Regions from separate parts of the Homo sapiens genome. Here region 1 is linked to region 2. A link is an interaction called in ENCODE POLR2A ChIA-PET data of the cell type or tissue named here. Cell type or tissue: MCF 10A. All regions are shown on one strand. Links, peaks and the distances in the headings refer to the core of each region. The heading gives the core; the rest is flanking DNA.

What was found. Peaks named below come from ENCODE experiments on the same cell type or tissue, not always from the same donor. Only the 100,000 strongest peaks of a DNase experiment are listed, where the experiment ranks them.
Region 1: POLR2A ChIA-PET joins it to region 2 with 5 read pairs; 3 of 35 experiments call an interaction of 5 or more read pairs at or near these places.

What each region holds. Positions count from the first base shown.
Region 1 is chr3:188,514,118-188,524,617 of GRCh38, forward strand. The region is part of intron 5 of LPP (LIM domain containing preferred translocation partner in lipoma); the gene reads left to right. Among named protein-coding and RNA genes, the nearest start is that of LPP-AS1, 49 kb to the right of the region's middle. In MCF 10A, for the core only: no CTCF peak of the experiment used is centred there; no DNase peak of the experiment used is centred there.
Region 2 is chr3:188,659,746-188,670,245 of GRCh38, forward strand. The region is part of intron 7 of LPP (LIM domain containing preferred translocation partner in lipoma); the gene reads left to right. Among named protein-coding and RNA genes, the nearest start is that of MIR28, 24 kb to the right of the region's middle. In MCF 10A, for the core only: a CTCF peak has its summit at 5,230; a DNase peak (open chromatin) is centred at 5,256.

The DNA of each region.
Region 1 (10,500 bases), core at 3,804-6,303, 150 kb before region 2:
GCTGAATCATGGAGTTTATCTTAAGGATGGATCTGAATGAGATCTGATATCAGGAAGCTCAGGGTCAGGGCAGATCTGTGGCTGAACTCTTCCATCTATTTTTCTTCTCATTGTTTTTTTTCCCTCTCTCCCTTCCTCTTTTCCTCTCCTCTCCATTCCTCTGCTTCTCTAGTGTTCGCTTGTTCATTGTTTTCCTCCACCCAATGATAGACTTCCTACCTCCTGTTGTATGTTTGGATTGTTAATAATTAACCATGTACATCATCTTTTTGGTTGATCACAGCCATAGCTCATCCCTGTGGCAATTTTTTATTTTTTATTTTATTTTTTTTTTTATTTTTTGAGTTTCACTCTTGTTGCCCAGGCTGGAGTGCAGTGGTAAGATCTTGGCTCACTGCAACCTCTACCTCCCGGGTGGGTTCAAGTAATTTTTCTGCCTCCAGCCTCCCAAGTAGCTGGGATTACGGTTACCCACCACCACGCCCAGCTAAATTTTGTATTTTTAGTAGAGATGGCGTTTCGCCATGTTGGCCAGGCTGGTCTTGAACTCCTGACCTCAGGTGATCCTCCCGCCTCAGCCTCCCAAGGTGTTGGGATTACATGCATGAGCCACCGTGCCTGGCGGCAGTTTTGTTACATGTTTTTCAGTCCAAACGCATAAGAGAAGGAGATTTATTTGCCCATCTAATCTCCTTGTCACTGTCCAAAAGTTAGGTTCACCAGCCTATTTATGGACCCTTGGTTCTGTGGGCCTCAGTGTTCTGAAATGGAGTCGCATGGTTGAAAACATGGCTGTTTTGGCAACAAAGAATGGGGGCAGGACCATTTCCTTTAAAGGAGATTTGGGTTGGCCAAACATTGCTAACACTGGGTGAGTGTGTTAGGGCTGAAAAGGATGAAATAATGTAAATTGTGAGGAAAAAAAATTCAAGCATTTATCAAGCGTAGCATTTATGTTCTATGTTGACGTTTGATACGGCTTGGATGCTTTTTCCCTCCAAATCATGTCAGAATGTGATCTCCAGTGTTTGAAGTGGGGCCTAATGGGAGATACTCGATCACAGAGGTGAATCTCTTATGGGGGTTTAGTGCCATCCCCTTGGTAATGAGTGAGTTCTTCCTCTGGGTTCACACGAGATCTGGTTGTTTAGAGAGTGTGGTACCTCTCCCCAAGCCTTGTTCCTCCTCTCGCCATATGACATGGTAGCTCCCTGTTGCCTTCATTCATGATTATAAGCTTCCTGAGGCTCTCATCAGAAACTGTCTGGATATTGACACCATGCTTCTTATATAGCCTGCATAGTCATGAGCCAATTTAACCTCTTTTCTTTATAAATTACCCAGCCTCAGCTATTGTTCTATAGTGATGCAAAAATGGCCTAATGTAACGTTTTTGTGCTTTATCATGAAAAACTCTTGTCTTCTGTTGTTACCTTATTTCTTGTTTATTTAATGCTGTGTTCTCAGTTGTCAAGCCAGTATTGCACTTCAGATTATGGAAATGTATTCCCCCTTATGAATGCTCTAGTGTTTGCTCCCAAGACAGCTTTTGCGACAACTTTTCCCACTGCCTTTAACATGTGGAGAAGATGTCCTTCTCGGATATTAATAAGACTTGAGTTTAGGCCTGGTTTTGCATATTAGAAAAGTTGAATTGTATTTCTGTTGGCCATTAGATAAGAAGGATTTTAGGGAAGGGGACTGTTTTTGTTTTTAAATTTGTGTCTCTTCCACATAGTTTTACAAAGAGTATCAAATAACATAGTGAATTTGATATCTCTAGGCAAAAGTGCAAGTGATATTTTTCAGTAGAATACATATATATAAACTCCTCAAGGTTGGGTATCATGGCTTTTTTACACTGCATACTACTTAGCATAAACTATTTTCTAGAGCAGCATGGGAGAAAAGCCATCCACTCAAATCCATCATGAGAGTTACCCTATGAACATTGGTGTCATGGAAAATTAGACAAAGAGGAGTCAGTTATCAAGTTAGTGGGTTATTTGTAAGTCCTCCTCCCCTGGAGAAGGGTACATTTGGGGAGATAGATAGGTAAGGTTTTTGGAAAGCTAAACACTTCAACTGAATGACTGGGAAAGAGGATACACATCCCAATAGGAATGCATTCATTTTTTCCCTAACTTACAACAGTTTGTATCTCTTTCCATAAAATGATATTTCTATTAGATAAAATAGATCATATTTTCTGCAATTCTCACTACTGAATACGGCCTGTGTCCACTGAACATTACCAGGATCCGTTTGGTGAGGCTGCTCATATTACTATACAGCATGAGAGATTATATTAAATAGAAATGTTACTGTCTTCATTTTTATTTTTATCCAAATACCTCTTAGCTATTATTTGGTGTGTCAATTGGTATTTTCATGGCATCATTAACCATATATATGACATAATATAGGTTGTTTTTAAGGGAAATAAACTATAAATTCACTCAGTACCCACCCTTACTCCCCCTGCCCCACACACTTAAATGTTCATTGTGTTAGAAATCCACTTAGAAAAGTCATTCTCAAAGTGAGAACACCTCACTTTGAGAATGACTCAGACCAGCACCATCACTGGGGATGTTGAGAACATCCCCATACCAGCGCCATCACTAGCACCTACGAACTTGGTAGAAATGTAAGTTCTTGGGCCTCACCCAAGATGTACAGATAAGAAACTGTGGCAGGTACAGCCTGGTAATCTAAGGTTTAATAAGTCCTCCTGGTGGTTCTGTATAGGCTAATGTTTGAAAAACACTGATCTAGGATTGTGTTCTTTATGGTTAATTCCTGGCACCCTTACACATGTTCAGATGCATAGAAGCCCCATCTACTGAAGCCTCTCAGTAACTTAGTTTTACTTTTGATCAAAGTACTTTATAAAGTCACATACTCAATTGCCTGACTATTAACAGAAGCATTTATTTTGAGACTATTGTCAAAGTAACAATTAAATAGCTAGCATTTATTGAATGCTTATTATGTGAATATTACTTGACATGCATAAACCTATTTAATTTTTACAACTGCATGAGGGACCCGAGAGCTCAGGTGAATTGTTGAAGGTCACAAAGCCAGCAATTGGGAGATACAGGTATTACAGCCTGACTCCAAAGCTTTCACCAGTATTCTTTTTTATTAGGGATACTTTGAGGAAATTACTTAATACAAATGATTATAGACAAATAAATATTGATTGTTTCCCCAATTTCATCAAAGACAGATGATGGAAAAAAGATTGATCTAACTTACAACAAAATGATTACACTTTCAAGAGAAACTAGATAGAAATAGTTTGGATATCTGTCCCCTCCAAATCTCATGTTGAAATTTAATCCCCAATATTTAGATGTGGCCTAGTGGGAGGTATTTAGGTCCCTCATGAATGGCTTGGTGCCTGTATGAGTCTGTTTTCACACTACTAATAAAGACATCCCCGAATCTGGGAAGAAAAAGAGGTTTAATTGGACTTATAGTTCCACATGGCTGGGGAGGCCTCAGAATCATGGTAGGAGGTGAAGGGCACTTCTTACATGGCGGTGGTAAGAGAAAATGAGGGTGATGCAAAGCAGAAACCCCTGATAAAACCATCAGATCTCGTGAAACTTTTTCACTACCATGAGAACAGTATGGAGGAAACTGCCCCCAAGATTCAAATTATCTCCCCCTTGTTCCTTCCCATAACATGGGGAGTTATGGGAGTACAATTTAAGATGAGATTTGGATAGGGACACAGAGCAAAACTGTATCAGTGACCTCCCCATGGTACTGGTCATACAGAGTGAATTCTCTGTTAGTTCATAGGACAGCTGATTGTTTAAAAGAGTATAGCACCTCTCCTCGCTCTCTCTTCCGCTCTCTCTCACCATATGACATGCTGCCTCCCATTACCTTCCTCCATGAGTAAACGCTTTCTGAGGCCCTCACCAGAAGCAGAAGGCAGCTCCATGCTTCCTGTACAGCCTGCGGAACCATGAGCCAAATAAACCTCTTCTCTTTATAAATTACCCAGCTTCAAGTTTTGCATTATAGCAATGCAAAACAGACTAACAAACATAGTGTGTTTTGTTACTTAAAAAGCACACACTTTCAAAATTCCTTTAGTTATCACCATTTTCCCCCACTGATATTAGAAAGAAGAGAGTAATAAACATTACTGACCATAATAGAAAAAAAATACAGTGAAATTCCTGTTGTATTATTAAATTTAAATGAAACTACCATTGAAAAGAAAAGTTGTATGTAAACACAATGTAATTTTTGTATTATTAGCCTCTTAGGTTTTACTAAATTAAGACAGTTTTATATTCCTAAGTTATCAGGGAAAGCTTTTCTAATTAATCACAAAAGGAAGCTCAAGCTTGGGTAGGGTCTGGGAACCTCTTTGTTTTCCATATGGGATCAGTGGTAAGACATTCCTTGAGCTCTGTGAAGCACAGTTGAAAAAAATAGGATTATGTGGTTACTTTCTCAGGTCTGTAATTGAGCAGTCACATTCAAATTCCGGCTTTTTGAACTCACAATCTATAATGTGTCAGTATGGTTGTCTACCTCAGAGATTCTGAAGGTTGTTGAAGATTAGTTCATGGTCATGTATGTTTTGAGTATGACGCTGGGCATTGGATCTAATTCTAGTATATAAACATCCAAGGGTGGAGACTGTTTCTTAATTAAATAGACCATTCCCCTTGGCCTTTTGTTTCCTTTAATATCCTGGATAAGATTTTCCTATGTAACAGTTTTTACTTGATGATTAAGTTTCTGATTTTTTTTTCATAGCACAGGACTTTTCAGTTAGTCCTGCTCCCCTACCTTGAAACCGAAATGAATACTGAACAAATAAATCGTTAACGTATTAGGCAAGATATGTTTATTTTCATCCCGTTTCACAATCATTAAGGCCATAGTTAGTTCAGGCAAAGATCATCTATGGACACTAAAACCACTGGGTGGGTGAAAGGTTTTTGACTAGTAGAATACTCACAGTGCCCCAAAATATCACCTCACAGATTATTTTTAATTTAAAAATCATGCAGTCATGCTTAAAATGGTGAAATCTGGTACACACTACCTTAATCGAGTCATCAAACTCAGCATCACCAAGCATGGGCCAAACTGACCCTTGAGCTTCCTGATGGGATGCAGCAGAAGGGATGTGGCCTCACGCATGTGATATTCCTGCCTGACTTATTTAATCTGAATCCAGTCATCAAGAAAAACCAGATTGGTTGGACTTTTTATAAGACACCTGACCAGAATTATTTTAAAAGTTGGCTTTATAAAAATCAAAAATCAGCTAGGAGCCTGTTCTAAATTAAAAGAGAATAAAAAGACATATCATTTTATGATGTGATCCTTGGATTTGGGGTGAAAATTAACAGTAGATAAAAGAACACTACTGGCACCACTAGTGAAATGTGAGTATGGGTGATATTAGATAATACTGTTTCTATGTTAAATTTCTCCAGTGTGAGAATGGTTTTGAAAAAATTAGAAATTCTTAGGAGATGCAAACTGAGGTGCATATGGGGGATGTCGGGGGGTGGTTTTGCAACATCTTACAGATGGTTCAATTGCAACAGCAAATCTAATTTATGTAGACAGAAAGCTAGTGTGATGAAATGGTGGCCACTGATGAATCTGGGTGAAGGATGGGTGAGTGGAGTTTATTTTAATAGTTGTTCAACTTCTCTGTGAATTTAAATTTTTTGGATATAAAGAATGAAAAAGTAAATAAATACAAATGAATGCTCTTTCATAACCAATTGCTGGTACTCCTCGTCTATCACCTGTAGTTAGTGGGTTAGTGATAGTTGGCCTGAAATATGACCCATTCAAAATCAGACTCTTGATAATGGCCTAAGTTCATTTCATTCACACGCTGTACATTTTGGTTCTGGGCTATTTATTGGACTGTCTTTATGTACTTACAGTGGGGGAGTCATCATCCTATAATTCTGCTGGCAGCACTTATTATGATTTGTCAAGTCATAATAAGTCCCAACTGTGGTTTGGTGAGCTTTTTATCACATATGTATTCAGATAATGCATAAAAATAAATATAAAAATAACATGTTCGAATGGTTTATTCATAGGATTTTTGTGGTCCTTGGTAAAGGGACGCTGTCAGTAGACACCTTTGGTGCCCCACCTCGCATCTTCCCCTCCCACCTTCGTGTACCAGCAGCTGCTACAGCGATCAGCTCTGCACAGGTGTGACCTGGTAGCACTTGGCTTCAACTGCAACACCTTTCACTCACTTTCTGTGCCGGGCCTTCTCTGCAACCATTTAACTTCTGAGACTTGTGAGACTTATTCACAACCAGGAGAACAGTATAGGGGAAAATGCCCCCGTGATTCAATTATCTCCCACACGGTCCTGCCCACAACACATGGGGATTATGAGAACTACAATTCAAGATGAAATTTGGGTGGAGACTCAGCCAAACCATATCTCCTTCCTTCTCTGCTTAACTCCTTCTAGTCCCTCAGTACTGTTTCTCAGAATTGATTCCCAAAATAAATGGCCAACATGCGAGCTTTTCTCACAGGCATTGTTTTTCTTGGCAGAACACAGACTAAGACGATGTAATCTTTGAAATCTCTCTAGTGATGGTTAAAGAGTGTGGGGATTGTTATAATTACATTAACTACTTTATAAAAGTTTGTGGTGGTAACTAGAAAAAGCATTAGTCAGGAGAATCTTCCTTGTTGCTGGCATTGGGAAGGTCATTTACCAGTCAGGTAACTAGCACAGCTACAAAGATAGGGAGTTAGGAGAAAGACATGTTGGTAAGTCTATAGGATTCTGTTGCTTGGTTATAGGACTTTGGATCCTGGTATCTACTATAAGGGATTGAGAGTAGCAAGATCCCCTAAATCGAAAGGTAAATGAATATCTACAGATTCGTGGCAGGACTTGGGCAGGACAACAGTTATTTGAACTGAGATATAAAATTGAGACTCAAGAGTGAAAAAAAGGCCTATTCTAATTCATAATGGAATTGAAATGTAGGAGTAAAGCTACTATAGTATTTGCACAATCTTCTCCCCTCTCACCCCACGCTCCCCTGTTATCCAGTTTTTGTGCAAAATCACACAGCATTAGACTGGAACTTGTGATAAATTGCATCAACCTAATTTGAGAAACTGAAAATAGGGAGCAGTCTGAACTTAGAGGGTAGGGAGAATAAGGACCCTGGAAACTAATTGATGTCTTACAAGCACAGACTGGTTGCATATCATAATTACTTGTTTTATTGTGTAGTTCAGGGTAATTCTGTGACTTGTTGAGTCTCAGTGGTTAGATATTGCAGTGACTTCAGGCATAGTCAGTTGATGTACTTTCTGCTTCAGTAAAGTACAGATGTAGAAGACCTGATTAAATCCTGTCTCTTTACTAATACCCCAAGGGAACACTTAATGAATGATGCTTCCCTCAAGAAGAAGAATAATTAACAATAGCTATATTATTCATATTAATTTATAGTTACTGGTTGCTATAATTAATGCTATTTAGGAAAATCATCATAATTATAGCACTTTACAACTTACAGAGTATTTTCCCATCCATTTTCTTATCTAAATCTTATAACATCACCCTGGCTTAGATAGAACATGTGATATTCTCTTCATTTTATAGATGAGAAAACTATGGCCCAGGGAAAGATTTAAGCAGACAACACTCTACCACCCTTGCCAATATATTGGACTATCTAAGAGTATGTGGAAATACACTTACCAAATTTATGTCTACTATAATATTTTATATCTGCGCACAAGAGGATCAACTTTACTCAGTTTTTAGTTGCATTCCAAAACAATAATGTCCTGTCTTTCCTTGTACCAGGACCCCCATTACCCAGAATGTTCACATGAATTTTAAATGTTAAATGGAATTTTTCTTAATAATACCACAGTGTTTCATAGTTATTACTGCCCTTTGATATAAACATGAAATCTCCTCTGATAGAGGGATTAGCACCTTGAAAACATCTGTTTCCAGTATACAGACCTGCTGGCCTTAAACAGTTTAATCAGACTGGAAATTCAGACTCAGAAAAGTCTAAATTTCAACCAACCTGTCATGTCACTCTTTTTCTATTTTTGGCTATGACAAGAGAGTTGAAGAAAATCTATCAATTTCACAAGGCTAGCCTTCAAATCTGGGCCGTCCAGCTTGATGATACACACATAGTTACCAGTGTGAGCGTGTGTGTGCACACACAGATGGACACTGAACCTCTTTGGTTCCGTTTTTATATCAAATTCTAGAGTATCCACTGCTTATTGTTGTACTTCTAACTGTGTTTACCCAAAAGATAGTGCTATGAGAAAGGTTACTGCCTGTGTCACAGTCTGTCATTATTCACTGATTTATTTATTCAAAAATACTTACTGAACACTTATTTGGGCTAGGTCTTGAAAGAGAGTCCAAGGAAACAGGAACAAAACAGACAAAGCTTCTCATGAAGCTTATATGTTCTAGGGGAGAGACTGAAAATAAACAGAAAAATACACATGGTGGCAGATATTATTTAAAAATGGATTTAAAAGGGTAGGGGAATAACATGACGTGATGTAGAGGGGTCATAATAATACATCCAGAAGGAGAAAATCATAAGGTGGCTGTTTTAGATAATGTGATAATATGAAATATATATATATATATATATATATATATATATGTGTATGTGTGTGTGTATGTGTGTGTACGTGTGTGTATGTGTGTATATATATATGTTTGAGACATATATGTGTGTGTGTGTGTGTATATACATATATGTATGTATGTTTGAGACAGAGTCTCGCTCTGTCATGTAGGCTGGAGTGCAGTGGTACGATCTTGGCTCACTGCAACCTCCGCCTCTAGGGCTCAAGCTATTCTCCTGCCTCAGCCTCCCAAGTATCTGGGATTACAGGGGCCTGCCACCACACCCAGCTAATTTTTGTATTTTTAGTGGAGACGGGTTTCACCATGTTGGCCAGGCTGGTCTTGAACTCCTGGCCTCAGATAATCCACCCGCCTTGGCCTCGAAACCTGCTGAGATTACAGGCATGAGCCACCGCGCCCGTCCTGAAATCCATGTTTAAAGAGGGCTCACAAACAAGGAAGCCAACTGCCTCTTGAAGTAGGTTTGGCTCCAAGGACCTGGGCCACAACTTCATAGACAGTTGATGTTACTGTGCTTGAGAGAAATCAGGCCCAGGAAGGATTAACTCAAGCTGACTAAGTTCCCAAAAGAATGACCAAAACACCAGATCCCTTTATGTTTCTTTTACACAGATAGTTAAATAAGCTCCAAGACTCAGGTAAGGTGGTTTGGTGAGTAAGCTACTAGGGCATACGGAACTAGTGGTCTTCACAGGCCATTACCCTTTACGCTTGCTTCAACATATTCACTAAAACGACAGATTGACTTCAAGGGTTATAAGATTTAGTGCTAGCCTGTCATGGCACGCTACTTGTTGTTGTTACTGAAGATATTCTAGTTTCTTGGTTGGTTAATGCTTTTTCTAAACTCTTTTGCAGACACTAGATACTCTCTTGATATTTTACGTCCTTAGACAAGTCCAGTAGAATTGATTAGATTATTGTAACTTTCCACTATTGTATTGCCATTGAGTCTTGCTGAAGATACACTTTGGTCTCTTAATGAAGTTTTAAGAGCTTCTTCCATATTCATATATGATCATTATTAAATTGTCACTTTAAAAGGTTATTTTTTTACTTCACCCTGCCTCCAAATACTAGGGTCATCTCACTTTATAATCCAGACAGATTCTTTGCTTCTTTTTCCCAAACCTGATCATAATTCCTGGAAACACCCTGTGTCGATGTTGTTGTCCTCTACTCTCCTGTTGATTCTGACTGCAGGTAATACGAGGTTCTGACATAGGAAATCCGGAGATCCTGACTTCATTGTCCATGCTCACTGCCACATGCTTCCCCTGCAGCCCCTTGGCAGAACCCTAAGAGGTCTCTTTCCAGTTCATGTTCTAGGTGCATCTCTTGGGTCTTGCCATCTCTCGCACACATGCATACCTAATACCCCCTGGACCTGAGACTTCCAAGCACTGGCATGCTCCAATGTCTTCAAGTGCTGATTCCTCTTTCTGGAATGTCCGTGTTCCTTCCCTGCTCCTTGCTACTCCAATAAATATTATTCTAGGCAGTGGTGTCTAAACACCAAGTGCTTGTGAGCTCTCTTCAGCTGGTTCTGTTCTTTAGGTGCAGGAATGGAGACATTTATTTTCCTTTACTTGTATACTTATTTTAAACAACAACAACGACAAAACTGCTAAATAAGTGTGTGACCTGAGAAAAATCATCTTTTATTTTTCAGTTTTCATATCTGTCATAAAGTGATAATTCTATCTCAGCCTACCTCACTGAGATTTTATGAAAGCTTAATTAAAAAAAAAAGAGGTGCAGAAAAACTTGGACAAAGCCACATTATAACTTGAGAAATTTGAACTTATAATGAT
Region 2 (10,500 bases), core at 4,011-6,510:
ATTTGATTAGCTTATTCCATTTTCATTTTATACTATTAGTTCTCCTTGTGGGGTTAGATCCTATGCACACACACACACACACACACACACACACATCATTTAAGAATAGGAAACTATTTTGCAATCTATATGCCCTCTGCTTGTAATTGTTACTGTTCCCAATCCATTTCCTCCTCATTCTTTGTCTCTCATCCAAATGGTTTTCACTTTATGTGTAACAGGAGTGAGCTTATTCTGAACTACATTGGTTAGGTCCTTTAAAGCGTAAGCACGAGAGAATAAAATGAATGGAATGGCACAGAGCACAGCTCACATATTTGTTTTTTAGTTTTAAATTCTCATTTGCTTTTTAGTTTTACACATATTTATTACCCGTATTTCTCATAGATTTGCTTTTTGGTTTTACATTCTCTCCTTACTTTTGCCTTGGTTCTCCTGATGTGTGAAAATGCTCCTAAGGCCACCAATCACAGGATTGTGACTCCTTCCCCAACTTTGTTTACCTACAATAATTGCAACAGCATGATATTGTTCAATGTTGGCATATGCAAACAGAAAACCTAAGATCTGGGGAGCCAATTCTTTGCAGAAGGTGCTTCAACCTATCTAAAAGCAAAAACATTCAATAATGTGTACATGCTTTGAGGTGTGTGTAATATTTGTGTGTTCATTATGTTATTCTCATAGTCACAAAACTCCTTTCAGGTAAATATTTGTTCCCATTGTATGCATGTAGAAATCAATGTTTAGAGGGGTTGTTAAATAGCTAGTTAAAATCAGAACCAAGAATCAAATTCATTATTTCTGTCTTAAACTTCTCTTTCAACTATTTTAGGCTGCAGTAGTAAGCATCATATGACTTCTTGTCATCTCTAGTGTGAAATGGTTTTCCAAAGATCTGTGTGTGTGTGTGTGTGTGTGTTTTAAATAGGCATTTTACTTTTAAAAGGAAGGTTCACAGTCAAACTGAGCAGAAAATACAAGCAAGTTCCCATATACCCCCATCCCCACAAATCCCACAAATGCATATTCTTTCCCACTATCAACATCTCTGACGAGAGTGGCACATTAGTTACAATCGATAAACCTACATTGTCACATAATTGTCACCCAAAGTCCATAGTTTACATTAGCATTGACTCTTGGTGTTGTACATGTTGTGGGCTTTGATGAGTGTGTAGCATTTATTTCCCGTCATAGAATCATGCGGAATACTTTCACTGCCCCTAAGAATTATCCTTGCTCTGCCTATTATTACTTTCTCCCCCAACCCCGGTAACCCCTGAAATTTTTACTGGCTTCATAGTTTTGCCTTATCAGAATGTCTTATAGTTGGGACCCTACAATATGCAGCCTTTCCATATTGCCATTTTACTGAATAATATACATTCAAGGTTCATCCATGTCTTCTCATGGCTTGGTAACTCATTTCTTTCTAATGCTGGATAATATTTTATTATATAGATGTCCACAGTTTATTTATCCATTCACCTCCTAAAGGACATCTTAGTTGTTTCCAAGTTTTGGCAATTATGAATAAAGTCGCTATAAACATCCACGTGCTGGTTTCTTTGTAGACATATATTTTCAGCTCATTTGGGTAAATACCAAGGAATGTGATTGCCGGATCGTATGGTAAGAGTATGTTTAGTTTTGTAAAAAACTGCCAAACTGCCTTCCAAAGTATCTGTACCATTTTGCGGTCCCACCTGCAATGAATGCGTGTTCCTGTTGCTACAACATTGTGGCCAGAATTTTATTGTCAGTATCAGTGTTGTCAGACTTTTGGATTTTGCCTGTGGTAGCAGGCTTATTTGCTTATTTGCCATCTGTATATCTTGTTTGGTGAGGTGTCTGTTCAGGTCTTTTGCCCATTTTTAATGGTTGTTTTTCTTACTAAGTTTTGAGAGTTCTTTGGATATTTTCAATAATAATAGTCCTTTCTTAAACGTGTTGTTTGCAAATACTTTCTCCCACTCTGTGGCTTGTCTTCTCATAAACGCTTGACAAAGATGCATTTTTGACATGCACCCTGCCTCATCTATAGCATGTCTTCAAATAGGCTTAAGCGACTAACTTGAGGGAAGCTGATTTATCTTGGAGAACTCCTAACTCATTTTTCTTTCATTCATTTAATAGGCAGCAGACTTGGGGATATAAAAGGAATATTCTGATGTTTAGTTAGTGCTTAATTATTTTGCATTCTTAAGTCAAGCTTTTGACTGTTATTGCAGTGCACTTGCACAAACATGAACATTTCAACATCTGCTGTTAGTGTGACCAGAAAGAGAGAGAAGAGAAAGGAAAAGAAGGGAGAAATGTTGACTCAATCCTGTCCTTATGTGAAACAATAAAAATATTTTAAAACTTTCTCTCAGTTATGCGACATAGTGCTTTTCTATTTTTTCCTAAACTGGAAGCTCCCTAAGGGGAAAGGATGCATCTCATAGAATCTCAAGGTGCTCAGCAGGTAATATGCATTTGAGCAATGTTTCTTGAATTAAACTTGCTAGCCTTATTTATCCTGAAGTGATATAACATCGTTGGGCTGCTTCAAACTGCCTTTATCCTGATGGGTTCAACTGGCACAAACAGTTATTAAGATTTGGGAGAGTCAGAGGTCCCATAGATACCATGGACTTTGCTGCATCTCAGTTCTTCCATTGCATGCCTTTGGAAATCTTTCCTGCTGGTGAGGTTCTGTGAGGGACTGTGGCCTGATAGAATTTGTTTCATTTCTGTTTGTTTTTATTCTTTAGAAAGGCAGAGTAGAAAAAACAGTTTAATGAGATAACAAATAGAGGAAAATACTTTGGACTTACTGTTTAAATTTAAAGATTGACTTTATGGTAGCTATTAATAGTTCCAACATCTTGTTGAATACCCAAAGCTTAATTATGTAAAGAGCTTCTTATTTCCTCTCTCCTGCCCCTTTTCTTCTCCATCCCCTTGCAAAGCAGGCACAAAAATTAAAGCTATTTAGAGATATGTGAATCAGCATATTGCCTATATCTAATTTATCTTTGTGCAATGCACACATTCGTGAATTTCTCAAAGCCATGTGACTCTCCAGAAATCTTTAAATATGTAAATAATATTATAACGTCCCTTAGTGAATAGCAGATGCAATGCATTATTCCAGGTGTCTGAGTAATGCGAAGAAAAGATCAAATTCCCTGTTGTACTACCTGTGTCACATGTTACATTAATAAACACAGTCAGCTTGCAAGAATAGTATGTTATCTGAATTTAATGAACTTCTGAACTGAATGGAATGCATCTAATTGACAAACTGTCATCAAAGAGAACAGAAGACACTACAAAGTCCAAAGGGAAAGAAGAAACAAGTGGGGAGAAAAACAAACAAACAAACATGATGAACTGTGGGGGCTGGGATTAAAATCATTGGAAGGCATCTCTGTGTGAATGTGAGCCTGTGCAGTAACCTGCACGTGTGTTGATGCCTGGTGGTCTTTCCATGTGAGACATCTTGGATCTGATTAAAGGGCCTTGTGGTGTCTGGCATTTACAGCTTTGTATTTCCCTTAATTGCATATACAGACTCAAGAAAGGGATGGGGGAGTGTCACATAAAAGATAATCCACAGCAAAGATCTCAAGCTGTTAGGTAAATGAAATGTTTCCACAGGAGGGTTTATTTTTGCCTTCAAAATCTCCTGGTACCTGATAAATTAAAGATAAAACTCTTTCAAACAAGTTTTTACTTTTCTTTTCTCCACCTCCCATGCTGTCATATTGAGTGTCACGTACATCGCTACTTAAAACTCCAACGGGTAGAGTGGCTATTAAATTCGGTCTGTATATACATGATATATATTATGCATATTTTCAGAACATATGCTGTGTTACCATCTTCTGACCCAAAGAGAAAAGCTGCAGTAAGGATTTTTTCAGGACTGTAATTGGGCAAATGACCTTGTAACGCAGTGGTCTCCGACCTTTTTGGCACCAATGACCACTTTTCTGGAAGACAGTTTTTCCACGAACCCAGGGTTGGTGGGGTAGGGATGGCTTCAGTATGAAACTCTTCCACCTCAGATTATCGGCATTAGAGTCTCATAAGGGGCATGCAAACTAGGTCCCTTACATGCGCAGTTCACAATAAGGTTCGCACCCCTATGAGAATCTAATGCCACCACCACTGATCTGACAGGAGGCGGAGCTCCGGCTGTAATGCTGGCTCGCCTGCCACTCACCTGCTAGGAACAGGCCAAGGACCACTATCAGTCCATAGCCTGGGGATTGGGGACACCTGTTACAGAATTTATACTGTTAAATGTCACTTGATATGCACACTAAACCTATTACAAACCACATATTGTCACTTGTCATAATTGGACAGAGCTGCAATGAGGTTTTGGTTTTAAGTGCCAACTCACCTCTAAGCTTTTTCAGATCCTTGAGCTAAAAGTGTCCTCTTTCTGAAATCCTATTACCATTTATTGTATATCTTTAATGAAAGTTTTAGTCTTTTCCTTCATATTAATGTTATTCACCCATTTGGCTTAGCACCCCTCTTAGAGATAAAGCTCTGTGAAGATGTGTTTCTTACTGGTTCATTTCGGCATGCCGCTAAATGTGTAAAACCTAGAAGATATCCCATAGCCTTGTTTGAATAAATAAAGTTACACATGGTGTTTCAAGTTCACCTATTTCTTTGACTACCAAAAGACTTCTGGTTTTAATAAAACAACTGTGAAGTTCAAGTCCTGTGTATTCTAACACTTTGATTTACTCAATGGCCTGATAGAAACTGTTTTTAAAAATTATATTTACCCTTAGCATTTTCCTGAGTATTGTCTTTAGCTATTGGTGGGGAAGATGGATATATGTGTATGTGTGTGTGTGTGTCTGTGTGTGTGTGTGTGTGTGGAGAGAGAGAGAAGAGATACATGGACCCATTGCCACAATCTTTTAATTATGTGAAACAAAAAATATTTAAATAACGTTGAGGTTATCCATATCTTCTGTATTATATTCTGTGTTACTGATTTTTTTGGATCAAATAGTGATTTTTCATGAGCTAGGTATAAAAATATTACCAGGGACTAAAATTAGGGGAAACTGGGAGTAACTTAGAGTGTAGCCAGTTGTTTTTCTACTGGTGCTACCGGCATTGAAAGCAAGAGAGTTCCTCCCTGTGTGGGGATGGCCTGTACATGGCAGGACCTGAGTGTGCCAGGTCTCCAGCCTTTACACTTTGGTAGCATCTTCCCCACACACCCAGTGTAGTACGCCCTCTAGAGGGATCCATTTCTTCAGTGACCACGTCTTTGGAGAGCCACTGTCTAGATTTTTAGTGCACAAAAATGGAGTGTGATTAAGGGTTTTCTGAGGATGGTGTATTGTTTTATGTTTTCTGTTGCTCCACTCAAATTCAAATTTTGCTGTTAGACTTATCATTATAATGAAATTGAATGTTGGTAAATATTTTTGTAAAGTATATGCCCCTTTTCTGTGTTGAATGGGCTACAGGCATTCAATACCCCGTAATACCCAAAATATCATTAATTTCCAGAAAATATAAAATTGTCACAAAATCTAAAAACTGGAATATTAGGAAAAAGGAAAGAATGGTTTCCATAAATCACTTTGTTTAACATAGTTTCTATGTGTTTGTCTGAGTAGTTGTTTTATTAGAAAATTGTAATTTCCTCTCTAAACAGAGCAAACATATTCCTTCTTCTTCTTCTTCTTTTTTTTTTTTTTTTGAGATGGAGTTTTGCTCTTGTTGCCCAGGCTGGAGTGCAGTGGTACAATCTCGGCTCACTGCAACCTCCACCTTCCAGTTTTAAGCGATTCTCCTGCCTCAGCCTCCCGAGGAGCTGGGATTACAGGCACCTGTCACCACACCAGGCTAATTTTTGTATTTTTTTTAGTAGAGTTGGGGTTTCACCATGCTGGCCAGGCTGGTCTCAAACTCCTGACCTCGTGATCTGCCTGCCTCGGCCTCCCAAAGTGCTGGGATTACAGGCATGAGCCACCTCGCCCGGCCAGCTAACATACTCTTTTGTTCCTAAATACAGTTTTAAAAGCACATGTCTTGAGACTAACTTGTCCTTTCCTTTGTAACATCAGTCAGTTTTGTTAACAAAGTAAGTGAGGAACTATAAAGTTTGCATTTTAGGAAAATTTTGCATTTAGTATATAATTTTATCTTAGCCTGTGCTTTATCTGGCAGGATCTGATCCATCCTATAATTCTACAATTAGTGTTTTGGTCAGAAATGCAGTCATTTACATTTATCCCTTTGACATTTTGCCATTCTTATTCATTTATCCAGTCATTCAATTTCAGAATACTAACTTTGCCAGATACTAATATCAAGGACTGGCCAATTCATTCATGAGTAGATGAATAACATAAGTGTCCTGACTCAAGGAGCTTGTAAACTAAGAATTGTAATGTTATAAACTATTTATATTTCTCTAGTATTTTACAAATTAACAAGCAAAATTGTGTGATTCTATTTGTAGTCAAGTGACCTCAGAAGCTATTCAGTCTTCACCATTTCCTAACTTATGACTTGATCTCATTCTAGCCAGTGACGCTCTATAGTATTATATTTATTATGTCATCCTTAACGGTGTGGAAGTTGAAGGACCAGAAAGATTCACACAGACTTGTCTTTGTTCACAGGAGTAGACCCATGCCTCTAGATTTAAAAGGTTCATCAAGGCAGTATAACTTAGTAGAAAGAATAAGAAACTGTAAGTCTGGGGTGGGATCTGGCCTCAGTAATTCTCTGGCTGTGTAAACTTAGGTAAGATGCTTAATTTTAAACACAGTATATCCTTCTTTGGGAAATAGAATATACCTTACGGATTTCTTTATAACAATTATTTTTCAACAGGAAAGAAGGAAAGAGAAATGCTTGCATGGAGCCATCATTTATTCAACAGTCACTCATCAAATACTTGTTGAATGCTTACTCGGTGCCAATCACTTGTCCACACACTGGAAGTCAGGAGTAAATACAATCATAAAAATTCCTGCCCTCTGGGTGCTTACATTTCTGGTTGTGTTATGCTGCAGGGAGAAAGAGGAGATTTTCAAAGGTAATAGTACCTAATACCATCTGAAATCCTAAAATTTCTGCCTTACTGTCTTCCACCTACCATCCCCATTGGGGAAACCTTACCTTAGAGGAGGCCACTATATAGTGGATATATAATAGTGTTTGTATTTTATATCTTTTATCACTGTTTTCTGCACACAGTAAAACAGTGATAAAAGTTATCACTTTCTTAAGATTTTGAGGTTGCTGTACATTCTCATTTGTGAACAAAAACTTTGCTCTGATTACGTAGGATTCATTTAAAATCCATGGAATCTTTTGACACTGAAGTTAGAAGTTCATTTTATCAACAAGTGAAATAGTCTCAGGCACAAGGTGGAAGGATGTGAGTCCTAAAATCTTCGGTAGGAGTTGGCTGGGCGCAATGGCTCACGCCTGTAATCCCAGCACTTTGGGAGGCTGAGGCGGGCAGATCACCAGGTCAGGAGATAGAGACCATCCTGGCTAACACGGTGAAACCTCATCTCCACTAAAAATACAAAAAATTAGCCGGGCGTGGTGGTGGGCGCCTGTAGTCCCAGCTACTTGGGAGGCTGAGGCAGGAGAATGGCGTGAACCCCAGAGGTGGAGCTTGCAGTGAGCCGAGATCACACCACTGCACTCCAGCCTGGGTGACAGAGCGATACTCTGTCTCAAAAAAAAAAAACATCTTTGGTAGCAGTTTTACATAGATTCCCTTTTGACAGCTCCCACCCCAGCAACTCTGTACCATAGTTATTGGTAAGCACATCTTCCAGATGTGGGAACTGTGGCTTAGAAATGCTATGAAGCCAGTTAGTAGAAGAGCTGAAATTAGAACTTGGTATTCTCAACCTCACCATCTAGTGTGCTAATCTTTTTTGTTTTTGTTTTTCTTCCTGGGACAGATACCATTTGTGACCTGTTGAGTGAGACTGATTTAGTCCACTGTGTTAACAGGAAAGTTGTTATAGTTTTTTTTTTTCTTCCGTATTGTTTTTAATGGCAATGTAAAACATGTGAATCTGAAAAGAGAGGTTCTGAGAAATTTGTGCAGCTCCTTTTTCCAAATAAAAGATAGATTTCTCTTGATGAAGCCTTGATGGTTGGAAATTAAGACAAGAACTGAAAGCAAAACAGCCTACTCAAGGTTAGACAGTGACTCGAGTCATTCCATGCACTTAAACAATATTTAGGATGACCCTATGTAAACTCACATTATCACTTAAAAGCCAGTATAAAAATACTACCCATCTGCTGTGCTAGTCCTGCTGTTGCTTGCCACATTTCTCTGACAAGCTGTTACCTCAGTATATAGAGAGAGTATACATTTTGGAATCCGGAGTTTAAGTTTGAAAAAAAAAAATGGTATCTGGTACATATGGACTAGATTCTGTTCTTCCAAATGTAGATTTGTAACCTCATTTATTCTTAAAGATGATGTGTTAAGTTAGCTTTTTTTCTTGACTCTGAAGATTGAAGCTCTTATAATTTTATGCCTGGACATGAACAATGTACAATAGGAAATCATTTAGTTTACACTCGCCATATGATATGCAAAGTGGGTGTTGGGAGGTGTTTATATCAAACACCATAACTAAGTTCTAAACCGCTCTCTGGAAGCTATGTAACTTTTCAGGTATTAAAGGTTTGGAAGATTTGTAGGTGCAGTATGTATAATTGCTTCCATACAAGTAATTTTTTAGTGCCAAAAAACTCTAATTCCATAATTTCCAGTGCCATTATAACAGCCGAGATGTAATCTTCCTTCTTAATAGGTATTTGAGCAGAAGAGGCAAGATTGAAAGTTAGATCCTCAGGCTTCTCTGATGCATCAATCTGCGGATAAAGCCTTTAGCTAGGAATTACAATCTGGAACAGACGTGCAAGATCACTGAGTCATTTGCTGTTTTTCCGTGGGACAATTACTTATTCTTTTTCTGCAGATTTCCTAGGAAATACTCCAAAGTAAAAAATATCAGGAGCAGCAGTATGTGATCTTCCTTGCTGCTTATTGTTCATACTCTTTATCGCTTCTCAGCTTTTTGGCTAAGATCAAGTGTATTGTTTATACTGTCTCCACGATTTTCCTGGAAATCCTTTTTGGTGAATATAACCTTGTGCATTACTTGAAAATGGGCATTTTAATCATTTTTTCATTCCACTAATATTTATTGAATGATCATTATTTGTAAGATCTTAGGAGACCTGTCAAAGACAAGCACGGGCTCATCAAAATCTTAAACTTGTGTATAGAGTACTAAAGAAGGAGCATGTGAACATATGATTTTCAGAAAATTGAGAAGGGAAGTGAGTGGGGAGCCCTTTGAGACTGGACAGAAACAAGAGGACCATGACACTGAAGAGGACATTTTTAATTTCATGTTCACCCTGAGATTGGTAATCAAGAGTCTTATTTACTCAGAGCAAGCCGCATAAATCAAAACCACAATGAGATAACATCTCACACCAGTTAGATCATTAAAAAGTCAGGGCCGGGCATGATGGCTCACACCTGTAATCCCAGCACTTTGGGAGGTCGAGGCGGGCGGATCACGAAGTCAGGAGATCGAGACCATCCTGACTAACATGGTGAAACCCCGTCTCTACTAAAAATACAAAAAATTAGCTGGGCGTGGTGGCGGGCACCTGTAGTCCGAGCTACTCGGGAGGCTGAAGCAGGAGAATGGTGTGAACCTGGGAGGCGGAGCTTGCAGTGAGCCGAGATCGCACCACTGCACTCCAGCCTGGGTGACAGAGCAAGACTCCATCTCAAAAAAATAAAAAATAAAAGTCAGGAAACAACAGGTGATGCAGGTGATGGAGATGATGTGGAGAAATAGAAACAATTTTATACTGTTGGTGGGAGTTCAACCATTGTGGAAGACAGTGTGGCAATTCCTCAAGGATCTAGAACTAGAAATACCATTTGGCCCAGCCATCCCATTACTGGGTATACCCAAAGGATTATAAATCATGCTACTATAAAGACACATGCAGACGTATGTTTACTGCAGCACTCTTCACAATAGCAAAGACTTGGAACCAACCCAAATGTCCATCAATGATAGACTGGATTAAGAAAATGTGGCAAATATACACCGTGGAATACTAAGCAGCCATAAAAAAGGATGAGTTCATGTCCTTTGTAGCGACATGGATGAAGCTGGAAACCATCATTCTGAGCAAACTATCACTAGGACAGAAAACCAAACACCACATGTTCTCACTCATAGGTGGGAATTGAACAATGAGAACACTTGGACACAGGGTGAGGAACTTCACACACCAGGGCCTGTTGGGGGTTGGGGAGAGGAGGGAGGGATAGCATTAGGAGAAATACCTAATGTAGCTGACGAGTTAATGGGTGCAGCACACCAGCATGGCACATGTATACATATGTAACAAACCTGCATGTTGTGCATATGTATCCTAGAACGTAAA